Regions from separate parts of the Homo sapiens genome. Here all the other regions are linked to region 2. Evidence: chromatin contacts called from ENCODE Hi-C or POLR2A ChIA-PET data. All regions are on one chromosome and are shown on one strand. Each heading gives the region's core, a stretch centred on a gene start or an enhancer-like site at or near the end of the contact. The rest is flanking DNA. Distances are from core to core; before and after follow the strand shown. Region 1 has its middle 15 kb from the start of H3-5. Region 2 has its middle 31 kb from the start of RESF1. Region 3 has its middle 67 kb from the start of RESF1.

Region 1 (3,072 bases), core at 344-2,843, 120 kb before region 2:
AGACTCTCCACGTCCTCACCAGAGCAGCTAGATACAGAGTGTCGACTGGTGCACTCACAAACCTTGAGCTAAACACAGGGTGCTGATTGGTGTATTTACAATCCCTGAGCTAGATATAAAGACTCTCCACGTCCTCACCAGACTCAGGAGCCCAGCTGGCTTCACCTAGTGGATCCCGCACCGTGGCTGCAGGTGGAGCTGCCTGCCAGTCCTGCGCCGTTTGCTCGCATTCCTCAGCCCTTGGGTGGTCGATGGGACTGGGCGCCTTGGAGCAGGGGGTGGTGCTCGTCGGGGAGGCTCGGGCCGCACAGGAGCCCACAGAGGGGGTGGGAGGCTCAGGCATGGCGGGCTGCAGGTCCCGAGCCCTGCCCCGTGGGAAGGCAGCTAAGGCCCGGCGAGAAATCGAGCGCAGCGCCGGTGGGCCAGCACTGCTGGGGGACCCAGTACACCCTCCGCAGCCACTGGCCCGCGTGCTAAGTCCCCCATTACCTGGGGCCAGCAGGGCTGACTGGCTGCCCGAGTGCGGGGCCCACCAAGCCCACGCCCACCCGGAACTCCAGCTGGCCCGCAAGCGCCGCAGGCAGCCCCGGTTCCCGCTCGTGCCTCTCCCTCCACACCTCCCTGCAAGCTAAGGGAGTGGGCTCCGGCCTTGGCCAGCCCAGAAAGGGGCTCCCACAGTGCAGTGGGGGGGCTGAAGGGATCCTCAAATGCCACCAAACTGGGAGCCCAGGCAGGGGAGGTGCCGAGAGCAAGCGAGGGCTCTGAGGACTGCCAGCACGCTGTCACCTCTCACCAATACTTGTCATGTGGATGGGAGACACTGTAAAAATAAAGTGAGGTGGAAGGAAAAGGTCTGTGAAAGCATACTTGTAATTCATAAAATACCATATAAATGAAAGTAAAGTTGTGTAATAATTCTAAACCAAAAATAAAATTCTAAGGCCCCCCAACCATCTGAATGGACTTTCTCCTGGCCAGGGCACTTTTAAAATTTAACCTGAAAGACTGGTTCGGGCCGTGATGGAAGGGGGTGGTCAGACATGCCTTGTTATACCTCTCCGGCATTAATATCAACACAGAATTCAGTCTGATAAGAAACATTTTACAGCCTATTCTCTCTCAAGCCCACTACCTGAAGGCCTCCTCTGCACATCAGAACTTTGGTCTCCATAATCCTTCATCTTAACCCAGACATTTCCTTTCTATTCATCCCAGGTCTTTAGATAAACTCAACCAATTGTCAACCAGAAAATTTTTAAATCTACCTGCAACCTGGCAGCCCCCTTCCAGTTGTCTTGCCTTTCTGAACTGAACCAGTGTATTTCCTAAATGTATTTGATTGAAGTCTCATGTCTCCCTAAAATGTATAAAACTAAGCTGCACCCCATTCGCCTTGGGTACACATTCTCAGGATCTCCTGAGGGCTGTGTCATGGGCCATGATCACTCATGTTTGGCAGAATAAATTTCTTCAAATATTTTACAGAGTTTGACTCTTTTTGTTGACATAATTATGCACCGAGACTTGGGAAAGAGAAGACACTTACCGCAGTGTATTTTAATACATATGACGTTGACTTCCTGCATTTTGGTGCACAGGTCTTCATTTTCCTGCCTCCGTTTCATGGTCACAAGATAGCTGCTGTACCCACATGTCAGGCCTCTGAGCCCAAGCTAAGCCATCATATCCCCTGTGACCTGCACGTATACATCCAGATGGCCTGAAGTAACTGAAGAATCACAGAAGAAGTGAAAATGGCCCATTCCTGCCTTAACTTATGACATCCCACCATTGTGATTTGTTGCTGCCCCACCTTAACTGAGCGATTAACCTTGTGAAATTCCTTCTCCTGGCTTAGAAACTCCCCCACTGAGCACCTTGTGACCCCCACCTATGCCTGCAAGAGAAAAACCCCTTTTGACTGTAATTTTCCACTACCCACACAAATCCTATAAAACGGCCCCACCCCTATCTCCCTTCGCTGACTCTTTCTGGACTCAGCCCGCCTGCACCCAGTTGAAATAAACAGCCTTGTTGCTCACACAAAGCCTGTTTGGTGGTCTCTTCACACGGATGCGCGTGACACCACAGAGTCACATTTATATTCCTGGCAGAAAGAGGAATATAAAGTAAAGGAAGAAGAAGGCAAATAAGCTTTGTCTTTTTATTCTGAAAAGGACACTACCCTCAGAAACCACCACCTTCATCTTATTGCTAAAAGCAGCGTCACATGACCAGCACAAGTGCAAATGAGGATGGGAAAGTGAGTTTTTAAATTGAACACATGGCTATTTCAAATAAAAGCAGGGTTCTATTACAAAAAATGGGGTGTGTGTGTGTGTGTGTGTGTGTGTGTGTATGTGTAGAGGGGGATATTTTTTAAATAGGCAACTAATAGTGTTGACTTCATCCAGCAATTTTACCTCCAGGAATGTATCCTATAGTGATATATGAGGACTAAGCTCTGATTTTTTTTTTTGCCCAAATTCCTATCTAAGGGGTCTGGGGAGTCATGCCCTACAAATCATCAATTCTCATCAGATGGGTTTTATTTAATCCTGTATATTGTGACTTACTTTCCAATCTGACTCTGGCATAACAAGGAAGAAAATCAAAATATTTTACTGCAAAACATGTTTCTCTGCCATATCTTGAAACAGCCCTGCAAAGTCTCTTGTGGGAAAAATCCACATTCTGTAGAGAATCCCCTTTCCCCCTTTGTTTTCCTTCCTTCCTTTCCAGATCCAGGAGATAATCAGCTAAGAGCCAGGCACCCTTCTAAGTTCAATAAGAAACATTTTACAACCTGCTCTCTCTGAAGTCAGCTATCTGAGAGCTTCCTCTGCACAATAAAACTTGGTCTCCACAATCCTTTATCTTAACCTGAACATTTTCTTTCCATTGATCCCCGGCCTTCAGATAAACTCAACCAACTGTCAACCAGAAAGTATTTAAATTTACCTATAGCGTGGAAGCCCCGGCTTTGCATTGTCCTGCCTTTCTGAACCAAACCAATGTATTTCTTAAATGTATTTGATTGATGACTCATGTCTCCCTAAAATGAATAAAACC
Region 2 (3,302 bases), core at 224-2,723:
ATCCACCCACCTCGGCCTCCCAAAATGCTGGGATTACAGGCGTGAGCCACTGCACCCCGCCAATTTTTTGTATTTTCAGTAGAGACAGGGTTTCCCCATGTTGGTCAGGCTGGTCTCGAACTCCCGACCTCAGGTGATCTGCCCGCCTCAGCCTCCCGAAGTGCTGGGATCACAGGCATGAGCCACCTCGCCTAGCCTGTTTTTTGTTTTTTTGAGACAGGGTCTTGCTCTGTCACCCAGGCTGGAGTGCAGTTTTGCAGTGGCATGATCCCGGCTCACTGCAGCCTTAACTGCTCAGGCTCAAGCGACCCTCCCACCACAACCTCCCAAGTAGCTGTGTCCCACAGGCACACACCACAGTGCCTGGCTAATTTTTTTATTTTCTGTAGACATGGAGTCTCCCCATGTACTCAGGCTGGTCTCAATCTCCTGGGCTCAAATGATCCTCCCCCATCTTGTTCTCCCAAAGTTCTGGGATCACAGGCGTGAGCCACCGCCCCCAACTACTTTTTTAAAAATATTTTGATCTGCAGTTGGTTGAATCCTCAAATGTAAAACCCACAAATATGAAGAGCCGACAAGAACCAACATCTGACGAAGGTACAGAAAAACTACTGCACTACTGCTCTATAAGATTAGAAATTAATCTGTAAACATTGATACATTGTTAGGATGCTTTTGCCACCTGATAGAGACATTAATTCCAAATGTTCCAGGTCTTTATTGCCCTGAGAAAGTTAAGCAATCTTATAACTAATTTAGCAAATTTGTGTAAGGATTTTGCCTTTCAATATGAATGTATGTTCAAAGACAAAGGTCTGGAAAGATATGCACAAAATAAAATTAAACAGTGGTTATTTCTGGGGAGGAAAGTAGGAAATTGAATTTTTGCAACTTTTTGTACTTTTGTATTTTTCAGAAGTTCTTGTTTTTAAAATGTCAATGTAAAAGCACACACACAATAAATGTCTCCATCAACTCTTTGTCCACGACTAGAGAAATGGTTTAGTAAACTATATTTCTTTTCCTTGGAAACATATTCAATCATTAAAATTATGTTTATAAGGATTACATTATAACATGTAATTAAAGAAAGGGAAAACTATGCACAGAAAAGTTATAGGAGGAAAAACACCAGTGCATTAATTATATTGATAATATTTTATTTTTTTAAGTATTCTTATCTAATGAGAATGTAACATTTTTGTAATAAGGAAAATGTTAGTAAAAACAAAACACAGCATGTTTCAGCATGCCCTGACTCTTCTTTGAGGATATGTGATACAATAGATTGGCCTTTTGTGACTTTTACAAAAGGTTGTAGTTTTTGTTCCCTCCACACTTAAGAATTTTATCTCACATCATGAATATCTGACTTCTGGCTTTTTTTTTTTTTTAAGGTAAGCAAGCTAACATTTAAAACTGTGATTAAATAAGAGTATCTTTCAAGGTTTGGCTAAGGAGAGCTAACATTTCCGTGCTGTGCTGTTAATCAAAGGAACTTCTTCAGCTGGTTTTGTTTTGTTTTGTTTTGAGACGGAGTTTCGCTCTTGTTGCCCAGGCTGGAGTGCGGTGGCAGGATCTCAGCTCACTGCAACCTCTGCCTCCTGGGTTCAGGCGATTCTCCTCCTCCTGGGTTCAGGCGATTCTCCTGCCTCAGCCTCCTGAGTAGCTGGGATTACAGGCATGCACCACCACACCGGGCTAATTTCTGTATTTTTAGTAGAGACGGGGTTTCACCATGTTGGTCAGGCTGGTTCCTTTTTAACTGAAACATGTCAGAGAGGAAAAATTTTCCTCAACCCTCTTATGTTTTGTAACTGAGGGCCTGCAAATTAAACTAATAAAAGACATAGTAACAGGAGAAAAGGCACACCATTTTTATTAATATTTGCATGCAAAAGAGTTCTCAGGAAAGAAGTAGTTAGACTTGCGGTTTTATGTACCTTTTTAACAAAGGAAAGAGGGTTTGAGCTTCAAGGAACTAATTGTGGGGCACTGAGTAGGAAACATGGGGGAATTAATGGAAGATAAGGGCTATTTTAGAAAGATCTGTTTATGCAAATTCATCTTGGTGTTAATTCCCATCTTTGGTAAAAATCACTCTTCTCTCCCTGGTACTGGGTGGGTGGGGAAGCACCTTCCTCAATGGGAAATTTATGCCCTGCTTTTAGGCTCTGTCACCCAGGCTGGAGTGCAGTGACATGATCATGGCTCACAGCAGCTTCGACCTCCAGGGTTCAAGCTATCCTCCCGCCTTAGCCTCTTGTGTAGCTGGGACCACAGGCTAGCACCACCACACTCAGCTAATTAAAAAAAAAAATTTTGGTGGAGATGTTCCCGAACCGAACCAGGCCTGGCTGTATGTTCTCACAGCCCAATAATGAGATGCAGATGGACTGGGAAAGAAGGGAGTTTATTTCTGTAACTGGATACAGGGAGAAGATCAGAGATTATTCGCCAGACCAACTCAAGGTATTACAATTCTTCCCATGCTCATACATGTTTGGACTACATGCCTACGTGCAGTATCACATTTGCCTAAGTTTATCAGTAATTAATTTTGCTTCAACTAGAAGGTCAGAGGCCAAAAATGCCCTCTAAATCTACCTAATCCGTGAGGGTCCTCGTACCAGGGTGATTAAGAAATGTCTCCTAAATTTACTTAAGGAGGATCCTGGCACCAGAGCAATTACTTCTACTTTATCTTACCTACGGTTTGGTCCTAAGAGTTGCTCCAGACCCTCCTCCTTAAAATAAATCGTTTCAAGGACTGTCTATGTTACCTTGACTCGCCCCAGATGTCAACCCGAGACAGATCCTGGTACAAGGAATGTAAGGCTGTCTCCATTATCTTGACGTGCTCCAGGTTTTAGGAGAAGCCTGTGCAAGGCACTTACTGAACATATATTTCATTTCTGGTTCTGACGTCCGAGCATTGATTTTCCCTAGACTTAATTGTTAGCCCAATATTAAGGCAAGCGCTGTGGAAATTCATCTATGTAAATGGAGTGCTATGGAGCCCTGTCTGTGTGACTGTCAGGGAGAACTGGCCTGCCACAGATATGAGGTCTCACTATGTTGCCCAGGTTGGTCTCGAGTTTCTGGGCTCAAGTGATCCTCCTGCCTTGGCCTCCCAAAGTGCTCGGATTACAAACATGAGCCACCGCTCCCAGCCACCTGCATCTCCTGATTCTCAATTACCTTCAGCTCAAAATTTTCCTATGACAATGTGTCATATTTTGGGGTCGCATATTCAGATCCCCTTCAAACAAAGATGAATAAAGTCAAAACACCTATGG
Region 3 (3,109 bases), core at 195-2,694, 97 kb after region 2:
GGAGGATCAGTTGAGCCAGGGAGGCAGAGGTTGCAATGAGCTGAGATTGCATCACTGCACTCCAGCCTGTGTGACAGAGTGAGACCCTGTCTCAAAAAAAAAAAAAAACTTAAAATCTTTTTTTTAATTCTCTCAATTTCAATCTCACTTACTTCTTCTTTCAAAGCCACCACTGTCTGAACCTGGTGCCCTTCCTTCTGATTATAGTTTTCGTTGTTGTTACTGTGTTTTGTTTACTTTTACAATTTTGGAATATGAAAATATCTTTCTTTTGTAACGACAAATATGGAATACAAACATTACAACTTCTTTTTTTGCCCATCCTGGATTAAAAAGGAAATAATAGATGAAATGCCTTGCAAAGAGGACAAAATATTTTGGGGTCTAAAATGTGCTTTGCCCAGGATCTTGCCTTGTAATGATAATGACTCTCCCTTAGTGATCCAAACAAAGGAATGTGGTCAACTGTATGAACAAGGTTCAGTGAAGTCCTGAGTCACATGACAATCTGTCCTCCCCAAGCCTCTGTGCTTCAGAAGCTGGAAAGTCGTTCTACCCTTGGGCACAGGGTACATGTGCAGTAGCAATAAATAGCACCAGGAGGAATAGGAGCAACAAGTGTTACTGGTAGAGGGTCTTGACTACGAGTTGTCCAGGTCCTTGGCATTTTGAACAAAGAATTGAACAAAACGTACGAAGTAGCAGAGAAATGAAATGCAGGAATGAAGCAACGAGAGCAGGAATTCATTAAAGCGAGAAAGCACTTCACAGGGTGGGAGTGGGCCTGAGCAAGCAGCTCAAGGGTGCAGTTACAAAGCTTTCTGGGCTTTAAGTACCTCATTTGAGGTTCTTATCTAGATGAAGGATTTGGTCTGTGGCAAATTAAAGACTGAGGTGAACTGGCGCCCTGTGCAGATAAAGGGATGGTCCCTGCTTCGCCAGGGCCAATCCAAGGCACTCTCCTTTTCCATCCCAGCACTTTGGGAGCCTGAGGCAGGTGATCACTTGAGCTCAGGAGTTCAAGACCAGCCTGGCTAACATGGTGAAAACCTGTCTCTACTGGTGCTCTCGCCATTATTCCATCTGCTATGAGCCCCTTTCTGCATAAAGTAAAGTTTGCCTTGCTAAGAGAATTAAATTTATGTTTGAATGTTATTTCTTTGTAGCACTGGGGAACAAGCATTCTATTTCTAAATAAACATTTTTACATATAAGAAATGGTGGTCCGTACAGGGATACATTTTCCTCTGGGGTGGTCTCTAGTCCTCTCATGAGGGGGTCTCCCACTGCCTCATTGTGGTGGCCTCAGGGGTAGTAAGAAATTGAGACCCATCTGGTGTGATGAATAGACCCGGACTCTCAACAAGGCAGAAGAAACTGGCCAGCAATCTGGAGTAAATGATCCTCACATATGATGTGGACCAGGCGACCTCATGCATGAGCCAAGAAAGGAAACAAACCAGAGGAGCCGTACACCAGCACCTGCCTGGAAACCACATCCTCATCAAAAGATAGAAAGAAGAAAAACTCGAGGCAGCCTAAGAACCCTACCTTGTGCTGCTAACCACCGAGACTGCCGTTCGCACAGCAGAAAAGGATAGACACATCATACCCAAGTCAAAAAAGCGTCATCACCATCAAAGTTATAGGTCATTGTTCCAGGGTCAAGCCCTACCAAGTTAAAGCTAAGAAAACTTTATCTATCTTTTCTTTCCTTTAACTACTCCCCATCTTATTAATGTAACTAAATCTAACTCACCTCAAATTATTACTTTTAATGCCTGTTCAGTTATCACTCCTCTCATACCAAATGACAAAACCAAAGTCTTTGTAGTAAAAGTAAAAAAATCTAAAGCAAACCACAGCAATTAAAACAAGATATCAAGATGTAAATGACTAGCTAAAATACATTAAATATTCTGTCCGCACTCTAAATAAAAGCAATTGTTATGCTTGTGCACACAGTAGGCTAGAAGTCCAAGTTATCCCCTTTCCACTCAGATAGTCCTCTAATCGACAAGGCATGGACTGCATGGTAGCTCCTTTTCTTCTTTTGTCTTTTTTTCTTTTTTTTATCTGAGACGGAGTCTCGCTCTGTCGCCCAGGCTGGAGTGCAGTGGCGCAATCTCGGCTTACTACAAGCTCCACCTCCCGGGTTCAAGCCATTCTCCTGCCTCAGCCTCCCAAGTAGCTGGGACTACAAGCGCACGCTGCCAAGCCCGGCTAACTTTTTTTTTTTTTTTTTTTTTGTATTTTTAGTAGAGACGGGGTTTTACCCTGTTAGCCAGGATGGTCTCGATCTCCATCTCCTGACCTCGTGATCCGCCCGTCTCGGCCTCCCAAAGTGCTGGGATATAGGCGTGAGCCACTGCACCCGGCCGGTATCAAAATCCTGCAGCCTAAGATAGTAAAGTGTGCCAAACTCTCTCTACTATTTCCTAAAGTGCAGTACCCTGAGGGTCAGCCCCCCGAGGGCCATTCAGCCTCCATCTTCCAAGACCAATTTTACCTCGTGTCTCCAACGATAAAAGGAAAATTTAGCGTACTTTGAAGACTTAACATGATACAGCGAGGTCAGGCACTTCCAAAAGCTAACCCATCAGTCCACCCTTATTCATCCCCAAGCGGATGCATAGTAATACTGTAAAAAACCTTTACTAGACACTCTACCAAATAATTAGAGCAGCACTTATGCTCTAGTTCAATTAGCTATCCCTTTTACCCTGGCATTTCATCAATCAGAAAAAGAGAAATTACGACATAAGCAAATAAAAGAAGCCTCAAAAGAAGCAGCCCCTTACAGCTATTTTGATTCCCATGTCTATTCAGATGCAATTAGAGGTCCTCACAGAGTACCAAATAAATTTAAAACCAGAGATCAAATAGCTGCAAGGTTTAAGTCAATGTTGTTTTAGTGAGTAGCAATTAATAAAAATGTAGATTAAATAAACTGCATTTATTACTACCAGCAGCAATTTATTAACTATACCAAAGATGCTGTTAAAGAAATAGCTGAACAATTAAAACCCACAAGTCAAATGGCCTGAGAAAATAAGATAACTTTAAATATAATATTAACAAAGAAAGGTAGTGTTTATATTATAATCAA

What was found. A loop is a pair of places that touch in the nucleus more often than their neighbours do. ChIA-PET counts read pairs that join two places held with the same protein, here RNA polymerase II (POLR2A). Pooled maps may share reads with other maps.
Region 1: a pooled map shows a loop between it and region 2 (5-fold over the local background). The contact joins two enhancer-like sites. A Hi-C loop is called at or near these places in 6 of 50 pooled maps. POLR2A ChIA-PET finds 5 or more read pairs at or near these places in 4 of 52 experiments (CD8-positive, alpha-beta memory T cell, Panc1, activated T-cell and 1 more).
Region 3: a loop to region 2 is called in a pooled map, with 2.8 times the contacts of the local background. The contact joins two enhancer-like sites. A Hi-C loop is called at or near these places in 4 of 50 pooled maps. POLR2A ChIA-PET finds 5 or more read pairs at or near these places in 3 of 52 experiments (WTC11 and naive thymus-derived CD4-positive, alpha-beta T cell).

What each region holds. Positions count from the first base shown.
Region 1 is chr12:31,805,563-31,808,634 of GRCh38, forward strand. No RefSeq gene overlaps it. Among named protein-coding and RNA genes, the nearest start is that of H3-5, 15 kb to the left of the region's middle. Within about 2 kb of position 1,594, at least 5 of the 41 ENCODE cell types and tissues checked have a DNase peak (open chromatin) inside an H3K27ac peak, as active enhancers do.
Region 2 is chr12:31,927,163-31,930,464 of GRCh38, forward strand. No RefSeq gene overlaps it. Among named protein-coding and RNA genes, the nearest start is that of RESF1, 31 kb to the right of the region's middle. Within about 2 kb of position 1,474, at least 3 of the 41 ENCODE cell types and tissues checked have a DNase peak (open chromatin) inside an H3K27ac peak, as active enhancers do.
Region 3 is chr12:32,024,572-32,027,680 of GRCh38, forward strand. No RefSeq gene overlaps it. Among named protein-coding and RNA genes, the nearest start is that of RESF1, 67 kb to the left of the region's middle. RefSeq lists an enhancer at 424-718. Within about 2 kb of position 1,445, at least 2 of the 41 ENCODE cell types and tissues checked have a DNase peak (open chromatin) inside an H3K27ac peak, as active enhancers do.